Regions from separate parts of the Homo sapiens genome. Here regions 1 and 3 are each linked to region 2. A link is a loop called in an ENCODE intact Hi-C map of the cell type or tissue named here. Cell type or tissue: PC-9. All regions are shown on one strand. Links, peaks and the distances in the headings refer to the core of each region. The heading gives the core; the rest is flanking DNA.

Region 1 (5,000 bases), core at 1-5,000, 420 kb after region 2:
CTGATCCTATGTCCATTCTTTGGCACCAGAGTTGCTGCCTGACAGGCTGACTGGTCCCCCTTCAGTAATTCCTCTTCCACATTCCTCCCCATTAAGGTTGCTATCTACGTTCTGTCCAAACAAAATTATATTAGTTTCAAAATAATGCAGGGAGAGGCACAGGTGTTATTATTCTGCTTATCCGCAAAGTGAGGACAAACCACTAATTTGATGTTTGTTCTTTACAAAAGAGGAAGCAGCCATCAATCAATTCCTTCCTCCGTGGGTTGGCTCGTTATTAAAATGAAAGAAAACCTGCCAGAAAACCAAACCCCTGCCCTTTATCTCTCCCTAGTAAGACTATCTCATTGATGTTCTAAGAAAATTAAAGTGGCATGAACGTGTCCTGGACGGCACGTACATTGGCAGAATCTAGTTCAGCAGCCATTAAGTTAAAAGTATTGTAACCAGGAAATAAATGCAAAGGTAAAAAACACAAGAAGAGTGGCACCTCCCAGTGCTTTGGGAAGCTGAGGTAGGAAGATTGCTTGAGGCTAGGAGTTCAAGACCAGCCTGGGCAACAGAGTGAGACCTTGTCTCTAGAAAAGATAAAATAATTAGCTGGTGTGGTGACACACAGCAGTGGTCCTAGCTTCTTGGGAGGCTGAGTTGGGAGGATCACTTAAGCCCAGCAGTTTGAGGCTGCAGTGAGCTAGAATCGTACCACTGCACTCCAATCTTGGAGACAGAGCAAGATCCTGTCTCTTAAAAGAAGAAAATGAAAGAAGGGCATGAGAAAACAGAACTCCAAGTTTGCGATGAGCCGAACTTGAGGAGCACAAGGAGATTCCTGGAAAGGTGAGAATGAGGGGAGGCCATGTTTTCAACAATGGGAGTTAGGGGAAGAACAAACAAGCTCAGAAGAGCTATTGGAGGGCGGCGGAGGGAGAAAGAAGAAACAGATTACATGAAGTATAAATTAAGAATAATTTTCATGTCCCTACTCTGAGAAGCAAATTCATCCAAGTCTGAGCCAAAGAGAATGAATCAGAATTCTAAGGTTTCTGAGTGTGTCTTCTGAGAAAAATTCAGAGACTATTGTGTACATTTGTGTATATTACCTTTAAGGACATTAACTGACACTTCCAGAGAACAGAAATGTAAATCTGTTAATGGGATAACGAAACTGGTCTGTGTCCTGTGAGCTGATTGACAGAAGTTTAGAAACGCTGCTAAACTTGTCTTTGAGCCCTGATAGGAGAGAAAGCTCAGCCCATGTCACCCCTATCAAGTGAGTGGAGTGGTATAAAAGGAACGACCAGCTTGGGCTTAAAAGCTGTAATTCTAGGGAAAGATAAGAAATAGGCTTTGAGATTTGCTTATTGCTAAATGTACAGTTATTAGCCTGGGCATGGAAACCCCTTAGAAATCATTAAAATGAGCCGTTATGTTGAGCTCCTCTAATTTTATCCTTATGAAGCCATGATATTTATATTTCCATTAATAGTTGCATGAATCTCAATTTACATTTTGAAAGTTGTCAAAGAACATGAAACAAAGCAGCCAGGACTGGCACATTTTTTGAAAGTTTTAGAATCTTTCTGTTGTTGACACCAGTGGGTAAAGAAATTTCATCTTTTAACTATAAAAGACACATGACATCTGATGAATTAGCCATGGTTTTAAACAATTACCTTATTACGCTGTCAAAACACAGTCCTTTCAACTACTCACAGCTCTGTTTTATTTTGTACTGTGGGGTTTACCTGCACCTCCCACTCAGTTTCTTCCCTTGGGAAACCCTGACACAGCATCTCATATTTTGCCTGAGTAAAAGACGATCTGGAAGTATAAGACGATTCCCGACTTCTGCTGAGGGCCCAAGGGCAGCCTGTCTGAGGCCTGAAACCACAGGACATCCATTAAGGAGAGCTGTTAAAATACCTCTGCTTTAGAGATGGCCAAACACTCTCAGTGAAAGGTGGATGAATGCTGACCTTTGGGGGCATCTGTAAAGCACATGAGGAGGTCAGAACTGAGGATGAAAAAGCTGCAAAATAGCGTCCCCCACAACTTCCCAATAGCAAAAGAAATAAGACTAAACAGTTTCCCAAAGCTGTCCCGTCAGAAGAGAAGAAGCCACTTCAAAGGACTGATTTTAAATAATAATTTGTAAAACTAACAAAAGTATAGAAATCAAAGACAAAAGGCTTTTTGGATTTTAGGTGCTCCCTCTAATCTAGACAAACTATTCAAGATCAGAGTCAAATGCAAGCCTAACTTTGACTTAATTTCATCACCACTTCTCCATTGCTTCTGCCTCCACCAACCAGGGCAACTCATGTAGAAACAGGGTGCCTCATGAAGCTTCCTGCTGAATTCTATGTAAAGGACAGTGGAAAAATGACACTCGTCACTGTTAAACCGACCGCAGGACTTTTAGGTAGGACCGTTCTATATGGGCTGTAACACCAAAGCACTGTGGACTCAAGAGTATAAAATAAGGAGAGTGGTATGGAGTTGTGAACGGTGGAATCAGTGACACTAATGTACACAGCACCTCCTTACTCCTACCTGCCTCAACCATGATTCTAGGAAAATTCGGCACATTCTGTGGTTTACATATGAGACAAAATTGGTGAATGTGTAAATATGTATAGTAAGCAACTCTCCCCAAAATGAGAAGATTTCGATCTTTAGCTACATTAAGGGATGCATCTCTTGGTCCCCCTCCCCACTACACCTTCCAAAAAAATGCCAGATGTCTAAGGTCAGGACTTACTAATGAAAGGAGGCAGAAACTGACAGGCTAGAATAAAATCCTTTGCGAAAAAATGACAACAGTGATCTCGGAGGATGCTGCAATACTTTTCAGTTTTTCCTGGTCTTGCACTTCAAGGGCAAAAAATACAATATGTGTCCTACTTTCATAAATCACGACTTCATATGTTTTGTAACGAAAAAGGTAGTCGTGTGTCTGAATCTAGAAAGTGAGTGAATTGTGTCCTCTAGTGGCTGAATATTATACTGGAACGGTAGCTTTGCTGTCATAACCTTAGGCAATTGGTTCCCTCCTGAATTTTTTCATTCTTACAAATAGGAGGATTGCTGAGTTTTGGAGCAAGGCATTAGGAATGTGGGGATTGTGTTCCTGATTTATTATCGAGACCAAGTTGCAACTAGCACCAGAAATTCACTTTGTCTTTGTCTCCGTTCCTTGGCTAATTCAAATGACTAGATTTTGCCTGGGCTGCCACTGCCCTTCCTAACTACATGGTTTGTTTATAAAAGCTTCTGTTCCATAAGCGACTGCTTGCTAAGCCTAGTAAAACCAAGTACTGGGCTTCCGCATCATCTGATACTTAGGACAGAGTTTTTTGTTTTTGTTTTTTGAAAGAGTCTCACTCTGTTGCCCAGGCTGGAGGGCAGTGGCATGATCACGGCTCACTGTAGCCTCGACCTTCCTGGCTCAAGCGATCCTCCCACCTCAGCCTCACAAGTAACTGGGACTGCAGGTGTGGACCCCCACCCCTGGCTAATTTTTTTGTTGTTGTTGTAGAGACAGGGTCTTGCTATGTTGCCTAGGCTGGTCTTGAACTCCTGGGCTCAATGGATCCTCCCGCCTCGGCCTCCCAAAGTGCTGGGATTGCAGGTGTGAGCCGCTGTGCCCGGTATGGAGCATTTGACAACTCCATATGGTACAGGAACTCATTAAGGGTTGGTGGAAGCTTCCCTTCCATGAGAAGGAGGGGGACGCTTTGATTTTGAACAAAAGAGAGTGTCAGACCACCAGTGCCCCATCCCAGACCACCTGAATGGGAGTCTTCAGGGTGGGGCTGGACACTTACTCTGATGCACAACCACCCTTCCTTCACCTAGCACTGAGAAGATCCACTCTGAATACAGAGCTAACTGGGCTTAAACTGGGAACCTATTTCCTTGGATGAAATTAAGTCCCTTTCAAGGATACTCCCCATGTCCTGCCCCTCTTCCTAACCACTTCGTTTGCAGTTATTTCTGGTTCATTTCTTTCCTTAGAAGTTCTAGTCACTAAATCATAACTCGCAGACATTCCTTCCGGTCAGGTCCTGCATGCATGCTACGCCATTCCTTTTCCCCCGCAGAAGAGAAGGTGGGTAGTACTCCTTAAGACTCCACTGCGATATGGGAGCACATCCCCGTTAGGCCAGATCAGACTTCTGGTCTGAGAACATTCAGCTGAATAGGAGGAGTCCTGAAAACAGCTAATTATCCATCAGAGAAATCATGTTCCAACTGATATGCTTGTTCTCAGCAAGCACCGTCCTCCACAGCAAGTCTGATAATTGGATAAACAAGACCTCAGAGGCTCTCGGGGGCTGAAGTGAGAGATGAAAACGTACTTTATGTGGCTCTTTTTACTGTAATCACCCATTAAAGGGACGGCAGGGAGCTTAACAGCTCATTACAACCTCATTGCCTGTGATCTCCGCACATACCCCTCTGGCGGCCGCAGGATAGGATGCCCTTGAAGACCTTGCTGGGCCTTGGCCTCAGCCCATGCTGTTTTCATTCTGCCCCCACCAGAAAGCAGCTGGTGTCTCTAGTACCAGCTGTTGGGTCACATGGAAAATAAGCCAGGAGTTGGTGCAAATGTGTTCCTAGGCAAACCACTAGCATTTTCTTAATCTGGACACAGAGCAAGGAACGCCAAGCTTGGATTCGGATAATCCTTTTCATCAGCTCAGTTTTTCCAGCTGTTCTGCTCTGCTTTCAGAATTGCTGTCCTTCTGCTTGTGATTTCTCAGAGTGTCCTGCCTGGCTCTGGTTCAGAGGACCCTGCTCTAGCTCCATGCCTCTAACCCACAGAGGCTGCACATGGCACTGCAGAGGGCCCGAGCCGCTGGTTTGGGAGCCCCTGGTCATTCCTGGGATGAGCACTTCTGGCTCTAGAAGTTGGTCTCTATCGTTAGAGCAAGGATTTATTTTATGAATGCCCAACCCTCACGGACCCACGGGGATACTTCTGGGAGCACTACCCA
Region 2 (7,716 bases), core at 1,226-6,225:
ATAATATCCTGAAATGTGTTTTCCAACTTGATTCCTTTCTCCCTTTCACTTTCGGGTACACCAATCAGTTGTAGGTCTTTTCACATAGTCCCATATTTCTTGGAGGCTTTGTTCGTTCCTTTTCATTCTTTCTTCTCTAATCTTGTCTTCATAACTTATTTCGGTAAGTTGATCTTCAATCTCTGATCCTTTTTTCCACTTGATTGATTTGGCTATTGATACTTGTGTACACTTCACGAAGTTCTTGTGCTATGTTTCTCAGCTCCATCAGGTCATTTATGTTCTTTTCTAAACTGGTTATTCTGGTTAGCAGTCTCTGTAACATTTTATCAAGGTTCTTAGCTTTTTTGCTTTTGGTTAGAACATGCTCCTTTAGCTCAGAGGAGTTGATTACCCACCTTCTGTAGCCTACTTCTGTTAATTTGTCAAACTCACTCTCCATCCAGTTTTGTGCCCTTGTTGGAGAGGAGTTGCAATCATTTGGAGAAGAGGCATTCTGGTTTTTGGAAGTTTCAGCATTTTTGCGCTGCTTTTTCCTCATCTTTGTGGATTTATCTACCCTCAATCTTTGAGGCTGGTGACCTTTGGATGGGGTTTTTGTGTGGGGATCCTTTTTGTTGATGTTGATGTTACTGCTTTTTGTCAGTTTCTCTTCTAACAGGACTGTCTTCTGCAGGTCTGCTGCACCTTGCTGGAGGTCCACTCCAGGCCCTGTTTGCGTGGGTATCACCAGCGGAGGCTGCAGAACAGAAAGATTGCTGCCTGGCCCTTCCTCTGGAAGCTTCATCCCAGAGGGGCACTAGCCTGATGCCAACCAGAGCTCTCCTGTATGAGGTGTCTGTCGACCCCTGTTGGGTGGTCTCTCCCAGTCAGGAGGCACCGAGGTCAGGGACCCACTTGAGGCAGTCTGTTCCTTAGCAGAGCTCGAGCGCTGTGCTGGGAGATCTGCTGCTCTCTTCAGAGCCGGCAGGCAGGAACGTTTAAGTCTGCTGAAGCTGCGCCCACAGCTGCCCCTTCCCCCAGGTGCTCTGTCCCAGGTAGATGGGAGTTTTATCTGTAAGACCCTGACTGGGTTGCTCCCTTTCTTTCAGAGATGCCCTGCCCAGTGAGGAGGACTCTAGAGAGGCAGTCTGGCCACAGCCGCTTTGCAGTCCTGTGGTGAGTTCCGCCCAGTCCAAACTTCCTGGCATCCTTAGCACTGTCAGGGGAAAGCCACCTACCCAAGCCTCAGTAATGATGGACATCCCTCCCCCAACCAAACTCGAACGTCCCAGGTGGACTTCAGACTGCTGTGCTGGCCGCAAGAATTTTAAGCCAGTGGTTTTTAGCTTGCTGGGTTCCATGGGAGTGGGACCTGTTGAGTGAGACCACTTGGCTCCCTGGCTTCAGCCCCCTTTCCAGGGGAGTGAACAGTTCTGTCTCGCTGGGGTTCCGGGCACTGCCAGGGTACAAAAAAAAAACCTGCAGCTAGGTTGGTGTCTGCCCAAACAGCCACCTAGTTTTGAGCTTGAAACCCAGGGCCCTGGTGGTGTAGGCACATGAGAGGATCTCATTTGCAGATTGCAAAAACCATGGGAAAAGCATAGTACCTGGGCCAGAGAGCACAGTCCCTTACAACTTTCCTTGGCTTGGGGAGGGAGGCCCCTGGGTCCTTGCGCTTCCAGGGTAAGGCAACGCCTCACCCTGCTTCTGCTTGCCTTCTGTGGGCTGTACCCACTGTCTAACCAGTCCTAATGAGATGGCCAGGGTACCTCAGTTGGCAATGCAGAAATCATCCGCCTTCTGCATTTGTCTTGCTGGGATCTGCAGACCAGAGCTGTTCCTATTTGGCCATCTTGCCGGAGCCACCCCCAGTCCTCAGTTTTTCTAGGAACTCAAATTGGAAATCAAAAACTAGATCTATCTTTTTTTTTTTCTATTTACATTCCTCCTATAATAGTCTCAAACCTCCCTGAGGCATAAGAATCACCTTAGGCTTACTAGGGGAAAAGTCATTTACAAAATATAAAAGAGAAAAATACATCTAAAATATATTATCCTTATTACATTCTTTCAGACTTTCCATAATGTCCTTTACTTTATCGCCTGTCACCCAAACTCCCTGTGAAGCCCTGCTCAAATTGCCAACTGGGGTAATGACAGTAACGATTGTTTATTAGCTACTTAGTATCAGACAAATGTGCTTTTAAACTTTACCATAAACTTGTAGATGTTCATATCCGCATTGAACAGATGAGAAGCTGGATCTTAGGAAAGGAGACTTGTGCAAAGTAGCAGAGCTAATTTCGGGGAGAAAAATAGTTTAGAAAAAACTCATTTGTGTCTTGTTTGTTTTTTCTCACTTTGGCTCAGAAGTCATTCATTCATTCAAATGCTGCAACTTTAAAACACAGCTAGAAAAACTTCCATTAAATAATATGGATGCTTACACACTGCTCAGTAAACAGCAACAAATATTACTTATTAATATTTATGATGACCAGGAAGATAAATGTCTTAGTGTGCAGAGAACAGAGTCCATCATGGCCAAAATCTTAGTACAGTTTGATATTTCAACAGCTGGGCAGGAAAGAAAGTAAAGTGCTTTGGGAAGACAATAGATCCTGGGTGAGATGGAAACGGGATTGGGTTTCCCCTTTTCTTTTGGATGGGAATTCGGAACACCTGGGATCTTGTTCAGGTTTGGCTAATACTGTGGAGAGACCATTTAAGGACCTTGTAGTTTAGTTTCCTTACCCATAAAATGACAGGTCAGGATGTTGGCAGCGAATCTGTATGGGTCTGCAGCAACTTCAGTGCTTGCCACCTCAGAAGAAAGAATTTGAGGGGCATAAGGCAGAGGGAGAGACTGAGGCAAGGTTTAGAGCATGTCGACGAAAAGAGTCAAACTCTGTAAAGTATTTGAAGACATTTATTCTGAGCCAAATATGAGTGACACAGCCCCCAGGAGGTCCTGAAAACATGTGCCCAAAGTGGACAGGGTGCAGCTTGGTTTTATACATTTCAGGGAGGCAAGAGACATCAATCAAATACATTTGAGCACTACATTGGTTTAGTCCAGAAAGGTGGGGGCAAGTCAAAGGGTTGAGAGGGTGGGGCGCGGGTTTCCAGGCTATAGGTGAGTTTAAGTATTTTGACAATTGGTTGAGTTTGTCTGAAGACCTGGGATTCATAGAAAAGGAATGTTCAGGTTAAGATAAAGATTGTGGAGACCTAAGTTGTTTTGAAGTCTCATAGTGCTGCCCTTAGAGACAACAGATGACAAATGTTTCTTATTTAGATCTTAGTTAATCTCTTTAGGATTGGGAGGGTCTGGAAGAAAAGGATCTAGCTGTGTTAATAGATTCTTTACAGATGCAAATTTTCCCCTATACAGAACAGCTTTGCAGGGCCATTACAAAATATGACGAACATGTTTTGGGGTAAAATATTTTGATTTTCTCCCTTGTCTCATGTTATGCCAGAGTCAGTTTGGAAAGTAAGTCACAATATATAGGGCTAATTAAAACCCATCTGATGAGAATTTGTGATTTGTAGGGCGTGATGCCCCAGACCCCTTAGATAGGAGTTTGGGCAAGATAAAAAAACATAATTTAGTCCTCGTGGGGTTTCACCCTGTTGCCCAGGCTGGTCTTGAACTCCTGACCTCAAGTGATCTGCTTGCATCAGCCTCCCAAAGTGCTGAGATTATAGGCCTGAGCCACTGCACCCAGCCTGATCTATGCTTTGCAGGCACTTTATCTGTGATATTTCATTTAATGTTTATAACATCATACCCATTTGGCTTTCTAGAAGCTCAGTGGTTACAAGTCTAGAGACAGGCATTTTTACCATCCATATTCTATAGATGTAGAAACTAGGGCTTAAAAAGGTAAAGTCCCTTGCTCAAAGTCTCGGCTGGTAAACGGGAAGCTAGGAGTCTAAGTTAGGTCTGTCTGGTTCCAGAGCTGCTGCTTTCTGGAACCCTGCAACATGGTGGCGCTTGTTCTCCATTGCAGAGCATTGGGGTTGGTCGTAAGGTGATGGTGATGGCGGTGGCCGTATGGTGGAAGGAACTTCATCCTTCGCAGACCAAGGGATATCGAGGAGAGTGCAATATGCAGATTCAGACACTAGGTGACAGAGTGCCACAGGGCAGACAACTCGCTACGCCTGGGTCTGCGGGGTGTGGTTCTCTCCTGCGTCCTGTATTCTTTTAAATTAAGAAAAGGCTACGCGCTCCTGTAAACCCTGTGGTCTTTTACACTAGGGCCAGGATATGTGCAACTAGATATATGCCCAAACTGTACGTGTTTCTTCCTTTATTGCGAGACATGAAGGAATTAAAGAACGAAAGAGGAAAGGAAAAGAGCAGTGGACTCAATACTGTAAAAGGCAAAGATTCCCTTTAAATTGCTTTTTAGAAAGTTTTTTTCAAAAAGATTTTTAAAGTTTTTTAAAAAGGATTTTAATAAATTATAATGTTTTATTTGGAAACATTTAATATTAAATTTCATTTAATTTCCACTTAGTTTTTAAAATTACTTTTATTTTACTCTGTCGCCCAGGCTGGAGTGCAGTGGTGCCCTCTCCACTTACTGCAACCTCTGCCTCCTCAGCTCACGCGATTCTCCTGCCTCAGATTCCGGAACAGCTGGGATTACAGGCGCCCACCACCATGCCCAGCTCATTTTTTTTGTATTTTCAGTAGAGAGGGAGTTTCGCCATGTTGGCCAGGCTGGTCTCGAACTCCTGATCTCGAGTGATCCGCCTGCCTTGGCCTCCCAAAGTGCTATGATTACGGGCGTGAGCCACTGTGTCCGACCTCCACCTAGTTTTTGAAAGAAGTAGTTCTCTTTCCATTTTTATTTTTTATTTTTTATTTATTTATTTTTGAGACGGGGTATCGCTCTGTCGCCCAAGCTGGAGTGCGCTGGTGCAATCTCGGCTCCCTGCAAGCTCCGCTTCCTGGGTTCACGCCATTCTCCTTCCTCAGCCTCCCGAGTAGCTGGGACTACAAGCGTGAGCCACCACGCCCGGCTAATTTTTTGTATTTTTAGTAGAGATGGGGTTTCACCGTGTTAGCCGGGATGGTCTCGATCTCCTGACCTCGTGATCCACCCGCCTCGGCCTTCCAAAGTGCTGGGATTACAGGCGTGAGCCACTGCGGCCGGCCCCAAAATAGGCTCATCTTTTGATGTTGCCCACAAGTGAATAAAGTTAAGGCAAAAGGTAGGTGTAGTGTAGTTGGCCCTGGAAGCCCGTCTTTTGGCCTTCACCTTACTTTAGGACGAAGTAGGGTCTGTCCAGTGGCCTACAAGAGGAAGTAATTCTGCTTTTTCCAAAGTTGCCTGGAGCATATTTTCAAAAATGAAGACTCTCACTTTAACTATATGAAGTCTGGTGCACACTATTTTGCATGCTGTGATTACTGGTTATTTAAGCTTCATCAATGAAAAGAAACAGCAGAGCAAGAGTCAAGCTTTAGTCTAATAAGAAATGAGAAACAGAAGCTGTCAGCCACCGAATGGGAACGAAGGGGTAGTGAGGCAAGGACATGCCACCTTCCTACTCTACAACTCAGAACCTCACAAGGGAGGCTGTTTTGCCTCTCTAGTTCCATGTTAAGCTGGTTTTAATCTCCATCTTGATTGCCTTCCTTCCAAATGGATGGATGTATTCAGAGAGATTGTCCTGATCCATCCTGATTGTCTGCCAATGTATCTGCTGATGTGGGTAGGGCCACCTGGCATACACTTGCAGGGCCATGCTCTTGTGAATCAGACAGTCACATTGCATGGCAAAGGAGACCTGCATTTGATGTTCAAAAATGAGAGAGCCCAAGGAGCCTCAGCTCTTGGTTGCAACACTGGGGACAAACTATGAATAATAAAGTGAGTGACACAAGGGCTTAAGGTCAGGAACTCCTGTGGCATTTTGGTTTAGCTCAGTTGGAGGTGTGGGAGGAGTGTGATGGAGCTGAACCCAGATTACGGAGGAAGCTTCATCATGCCAGACCGAGCTGAAGCCATTGAGTGGCTTTCAACAGGGAATAACATGACTGTACTGAAAGCGGCAGGGCTGACATTGGGGAGACCAGTTCTGATGACCTTGCAGCAGTCCAGAAGAAATGATGGTGCCCTGAACTGTGTTAGCAGCAGTGGAAGAGGGTGGACCCAAGAGCTGTGGGGAGGAAGAACCTGTAGACTTGACGACCACCTAGCTAACATATTCATGGCAATGAGTCTTGGAAGTTCTACAGCGCACCTGGAGGGATGGTGGGATCAGCGAGGCCAACACTGAGAGAAACGCAGGCGTGGATGCCCTGGCACAACCTCGCAGCAGATCCTAATTCCTGGGAGGACCCCTTTCCTTCCCACATTTGACAAAGACAGTCTACGCAGATTCCCTAGAAAAACCTCCTCGCTGCCCACAGGTTGCTTTTTTTTTTTGTTCCCCATCAGAGCAGCCTGCTGGAACTCAGCAAGGCAGTGGACAATCCAATGGTCGTACCAGCGATTGTCCATACCTGTGGGATAACTAGGAAGACAGTTATTTTTGTGTGAGTGCCTGTGTGCTCTGGGGAGAGATGCCAGTGAGTGAAACTGGAATGAACAACCTGACCTCGAGGAAAAAAATGACCTTATCGTTAACAAAATAGTGAATGCTTCCACAGTGCCTGTTTGTACAGAGTGCTTCACAAGCATGAGCTCATGTGATTTCCTCATCACTTGCTTTTCCAGCTGTAACAGGTTTGGAGAAGGCAGCTGTGGATTCTCTTTAGCTTTTGTTTGAGAGGTTTCTCTCTTCCTGGTCAAGAAGCCACATGACCCGAATGTAACTAGGACGGTGTTGTTGAGCACTTGCTTGTGGACCCCTCTGGGGTCTGCAGATGACTGGCAGGATGCTGGAGCCTGCAGGTTTTGCTAGTTTCCTACTTGCATGGATCCTTTCTTGCCCCAGCTCTGGATAGGTTCCCAGGCTTCATTAGAATTCATGGACGGTTATCTGCAAAGACTTCTGGACAAGAAGGTATAATGGTTCTTTTATGTGTCAATTTGACTGTCAAGGGATGCCCAGAAAGCTGGCACACCTCTGCGTGGGTGTCTCTGAAAGGGATGAGCATTTGAATTGGTGACCGAGTAAAGAAGGCTTTCCTCACCACTGCGGGTGGGTACCATTCAGTCTACGGAGGGCTTGAATAGGACAACAACGTGTAGGAAGATAGAGTTCCCGTTCTGCTTGAGCTGGGACCTCCATCCTCTCCTGCCCTCAGACACTGGCTTCCCTGGTTCTTAGGCCTTTGGGTCTGGGCTGGAGCCACACCCCTGGCTTTCCTGGGCCTCCACCTCACAGATGGCAGACCACAGGACTTCCTGGCCTCAGTAATTGCATATGCCAGTCCCTTGTAGTCGATCACTTTCTATACATCTATATATATCCTATTGGTTCTGCTCCTCTGGAGAGCCCTAATACAATGGAGTATCACAGGAGTGTGTCCCCCAAACCCTATGCTGTGTAGCACCCTGATTCCTGTGGCACCTTTCTTCTGATGTAGGAGATGTTAATACTGGTGGTAAGGTTGAAAATAATTTTTTAAAATGGCTAGACACACAAAGTAGCAGTGTATTTAAACCTTGTCTGCTATTTTAGTAGCATGAGGCATTCCTGAATAAAAAGGAAATAGCAGAAGCAAGCAGGCTGGTCGCTTGGGAAGGGCACCTTGAGGGGCCCTTA
Region 3 (5,000 bases), core at 1-5,000, 380 kb after region 2:
AAGAAAGTAGGTAAGAAAGCTAAAGCTATTTGAACACCCTAATATCATATCCTTATTTGCAAATTAAGTTTTAAAGTCAACACCTAAAGCAAAAACTGATTACAGCAAACATTGCTCTTGACAGTCGTTTAAATTATCCACAGAGGGCTAGGTGTGTTGACTCATGCCTGTAATCCTAGCACTTTGGGAGGCCGAGGAGGCAGATTACTTGAGGTCAGGAGTTTGAGACGAGCCTGGTCAACATGGTGAAACCCCATCTATACTAAAAATACAAAAATTAGCCAGATGTGGTGGTTCACGGTTGTAATCCCAGCTACTCTGGAGGCTGAGGCAGGAGAATCACTTAAACCTGGGAGGCAGAGGTTGCAGTGAGCCAAGATTGCACCACGGCACTCCAGCCTGGGTGACAGAGTAAGTGAGACTCTGTTTCAAAAAAAAAAAAAAATTACCCACAGAGTCCAGTACGCATGCAACCCAATGTACTAATTCTTGCGTACATTAAAATTTGAGAGCTACTTAGCTAAACTAAAAGATGACAAAAGGAAAATCTCTGTATACATGCTTGGGTATTTTAACCAATTAGATCCCAGGCGGGTTAGTGGTGAGGAATGGAGAATGCTTAGGTGTTTCAGCTTATCGACTGGTTTCACTTCGTTTTGTGAGGTTAGTCAAACCTTAATAATTTTAATATGCGTTAACACATTTGTTTGCTGTTGTGAGTCTGAAGTGAAGCTGTCTCACTTGAGAGAGGCGTGGGGTTGAGTTTTAGTCTAGCAGGTGGTCTAACTGTGCACATATTATAACTGGACTACACCTTGATCTTCTCATTGTAGGAAAGACATGCTCCCCCAGCTTCAAAGGTCGCCTCTAGAAAATAGGTCAGTTTGTCTGCCAGGGTCTTATGGCAAGAAGAGATTAGACAAGGATAAGCTGCTTCTTAAAGTAATTCATGCTGCTTTCTGGGCAGCATTATTACAAGAACACCTTGCTCTGGAGGTTATATAAAATAGCCAAGCAGCAAAACTCTGTCTGCTAAGGTATTAAGGAAACATATTGGCCAAACTTCCCTTTGAAATAAAATGTCTCTATTCTGGTCATTTCAAGTCAAAACATGGCAACTGCGAAACCAAACAGGACATGGGTTAAAGAAGTCAGGCTGTAGGCAAATAATGGTTTTTAAGAAAGGAAAATGGTATAATACCTATAACCAGTCACTGCATAGGGCCTGTGATAGCCTAATATTAAATTTTAGAGCAAGTGGACTAATTTGTTTTTAGCCTAACCATATCTTTTTTCACTTTTCCTTTTATAGTTAAATCCTGGTACCTCTCACTAGACATATGGTGCCTGGAATACTGCAAAGTGCACAGCACCAGGCCCCGGCCCTCCCACACTTGGTCTTTCCCTCATCCAGTCCAAAGGGAGACTTGGGGAGGCTCATTCCCTCCTTGCCTGTTTAATAAACATTTCCCTGTGATGTCAGCTCTTGCAAATGGCTTCCTGTGTTATCCTTTGCAATAAGCATATTTACCCTTTTTTTCTTTTTTTTTTTTTTTGAAATGGAGTCTCATTCTGTCGCCCAGGCTGGAGTGCAGTGGCACGATCTCAGCTCACTGCAGCCTCTGCCTCCCGTGTTCAAGTGATTCTCCTGCCTCAGCCTCCTGAGTAGCTGAGATTACAGGTGCCTGCCATCATGCCCGGCTAGTTTTTGTATCTTTAGTAGGAGGGGGTTTCACCATGTTGGCCAGGCTTATCTTGAACTCCTGACCTCAGGTGATCCACCCACCTCGGCCTCCGAAAGTGCTGGGAATACAGGTATGAACCACTGTGCCCTGCCATATTTACATTTTAATACAGGTCTTCAAAGACATTAAAAACTTAAGTAGCTACTATAATGGTGAGATTCTTGAGTGCCTAGAAGAGAGGAAATTAGGGCAGACAGTTTTTTTTCCCTCCATCCCTCAGACCACATAGGCTGGGACTATGATTGGGGAATTTTGTTGCTTTAAAAATCCTGGTAAGCAGTTTAACAGCTTTTAAAGTTTCTGAACTCATAGGTAAGGCTGATTGTGAAGAATTATGAGGAAGCATTTCATATTAGTTTATATGGTATTGAAACAAATGATACCTAATTATTGCCATTCACTTTTGTCAAGGATGACTTGTGCCCAGCTTTCCCTCTACTAAAAGGAGGCCAATGCAGTGGTTCTCAAAATGTGGTCCCTGGACCAGCATCAGCTGGGAACTTGTTAGAAATGCAAATTCTTGAGCCTCCAGCTCAGATCTATTGAATCAGAAACTCAGGAGGTAGGGTCCAGCGATGAGTTTTAACAAGGCTTCCAGGTAATTCTGATGCATGAGAAAGTGGGAGAAACACTGAGTTAATGGGCAATTAGGTGGTCAAATGTGGCGTAAAGGACAGGGCTGCAAAAGTGTGTGTGGGGTGTGTGTGTGTTAGCACATCAGGGACAGGCAGGGGAGCACTTTGACTATTCCCAAGCACAGTGTGAGGGCATGAGGAAATCCTTCTGTTCTTATCCTGGGATGAACCTCACATTGCTCTCTTCAGTACCTTTTTGCTGGCTGGCCTTGGGGCTGCAGGTGAACTTGGAGCATCACTACTGCCAGAGCAATAGTAAGACATTCGGCTGCAGTTGCGATCGGCGATCTAAAATACACAAACCATGGCTTAACAGTCAACCAACCATGGAAAGGTAAGCCAGACATCTGGAAATCACAACCTCAGAATTCATTTTTTTATACATATTTTTTTTCCTGGTTACAAAGGTAAAACAATTGCCATAAGTAAATATAAAACAAAGCAAAGACAGTGAAGTTATACCTAATTTTACTTGCTCTTGAGACAACACCCGTTAATAGTTTGTGTGTAGCAACCTACAGTTAAAAACTATTTAAGAATCTGGGCTGCTGAGTAGTCCCTTCTAGGAGTCTGTGACTTCAGGGGACGCCAGGAAAAAATGTGTGGGAACAGTGTCTCTCTGTGGTTTAGTACGGTACTGCACCACGCTGTCTCCTAAACACCAATACATTGTCAAAAACTACCTCTGAAGGGAAGTGGAGTGCTCATGCTCTATCAGACATTTTCTCCCCATGCAACAAAATAATTCGAAAATTGCTAACCCTGTCCACATAAAAATTTAATATTTTCATTTTATTAAAGAAAAATAGAAAGATCAAGGCTGTCAGTAATAGCTGCAGACCACTTCTTTCCTGGGTGATCAGAAAGTGGTATTACTGAAAGGGGCTTTCAATATGAGGCTGAGTTGTGTTGTGCTGGCAAATGTTTAACAACCAGTTGTCAGGGGGGTAGGGGTAATTTGTAGCATTTGCCAATTTTTGTGCCACAAATACTTTCATCATAACTGATTTCAATCTACCAACACGATGTCATAGAAATGCAGTGTGGTAGCAAACCATTATATAATATTTCCATCACACAGACACAGTAAACGTAAAGAAGGAAGAACTTAGATATTGTAGCATATAGTGAAATTATTAGGAAGGGACTAGGTTTACCTTTTTAAAGTGAACTTTTAATTTTGAAGTATAAGTTGTATAGTTATTATTAGATTTACAGAGAAGTTACAAAGGTAGTATTTCTTATATGACTTTCATTGCATTTCTCTTAATATCTTTTATAGTAAGGTACATTTGTCAAAACTAAGAAACTAACATTGATATGTTACTATTAACTAAACACGAACGACTCGGATTTCACCAGTTTTTGCACTCATGTCCTATTTCTGTTCCAGGATACAATCTAGCATACCACATTGCATTCAGATTACCTTTGTTTTTAATATAACTTATTTAATTTTAAGTTTATACGATTTAATTTTAACAATGTCTGTTTCAAAACTGGCTCAAAAAATTCTGGAAAACTAAGCAATCAGCTTTTGGGAACAGGTATGAGCTCACTCCAGCACATCCCTGAACTGATTTTTGTAAGTCAAAAAGGATAGAATACGAATAATTCCTGATGGCTCAAACTACAGATCATCAGCATCTCAGGGGGTGAATCCAGTGGTTTTTTCATTTATTTTTTATTTATTTTTATTTTTTTAGACGTAGTCTCGCTCTGCTGCCCAGGCTGGAGTGCGGTGGCACGATCTTGGCTTACTGCAAGCTCCGCCTCCCGGGTTCACGCCATTCTCCTGCCTCAGCCTCCTGAGTAGCTGGGATTACAGGCGCCCGCCACCACGCCCGGCTAATTTTTTGTATTTTTAGTAGAGACGGGGTTTCACCGTGTTAGCCAGGATGGTCTCGATCTCCTGACCTCGTGATCTGCCCGCCTCAGCCTCCGAAAGTGCTGGGATTACTGGCATGAGCCACGGTGCCCGGCCAAATCCAGTGTTTTTAAAAGACCCAGGGTAGATGGTTCTTAAGTTCATTCAGGGACCAGGACCTCTGCAGAGATGAGGACATGAGGCCCAGCACAGTTACATGACTTTCCCATGGCCACACAGCGGGGCAGTATTGGCGCCCAGCCCCAAACCCTGGCCTGCAGATTTCCTTCCTCACACCACACAGTGTCAAGTGGCTGGAATTTGTAAGGGTGAAACTGTGTCTGTGTCTAAACCTAGAGATTTTGATTTCTCTTTATCAGGGGAAATGATATTACTCTAATAGCTCGGCCACCCTGAGGCCACAGATCATTGGAGAAAAAATTCAGGCTAAGAATTCATCGTGGTAGCTTTGTGAGTAGATTAAAGACTGTTGGATCGTATACTCCATCTTTTAAAAAAGGGTGAATTTTATGGTATGTGAATAATATCATAATCTTTAAAAAATTCCTAATGAGAGACAATCTACAAAATACTTGACCATTACTCCTCAAAACTGTCAAGGTCATGAAGAACAAAGAAAGTCTAAGAAATTGTTTCCAGCAAGAGGAGCCTATGGAGGCAAGACTGCAAAATGTAATATGGCATTCAGAATGGGATCCTGGGACAGAAAAAGGACATTAGAGAAAAACTGAG

What was found. A loop is a pair of places that touch in the nucleus more often than their neighbours do. Peaks named below come from ENCODE experiments on the same cell type or tissue, not always from the same donor. Only the 100,000 strongest peaks of a DNase experiment are listed, where the experiment ranks them.
Region 1: it touches region 2 in a loop (17-fold over the local background); 9 of 110 quality-filtered maps call a loop at or near these places.
Region 3: a loop joins it to region 2, with 10 times the contacts of the local background. A loop is called at or near these places in 45 of 110 quality-filtered maps.

The regions. Positions count from the first base shown.
Region 1 is chr9:345,875-350,874 of GRCh38, reverse strand. The region is part of intron 14 of DOCK8 (dedicator of cytokinesis 8); the gene reads right to left. Among named protein-coding and RNA genes, the nearest start is that of DOCK8-AS2, 120 kb to the left of the region's middle. In PC-9, for the core only: a CTCF peak has its summit at 3,007 (motif pointing left); no DNase peak of the experiment used is centred there.
Region 2 is chr9:760,594-768,309 of GRCh38, reverse strand. LOC124902109 (a long non-coding RNA gene) reads left to right here and starts at 6,929. Exons shown (of 4, transcript XR_007061394.1): 1 at 6,929-7,011. RefSeq lists a silencer at 6,587-6,881. In PC-9, for the core only: no CTCF peak of the experiment used is centred there; a DNase peak (open chromatin) is centred at 3,129.
Region 3 is chr9:383,999-388,998 of GRCh38, reverse strand. It overlaps DOCK8 (dedicator of cytokinesis 8), which reads right to left. Exons shown (of 48, transcript NM_203447.4): 23 at 2,573-2,668. Among named protein-coding and RNA genes, the nearest start is that of DOCK8-AS2, 84 kb to the left of the region's middle. In PC-9, for the core only: CTCF peaks have their summits at 2,806 and 3,005; a DNase peak (open chromatin) is centred at 2,998.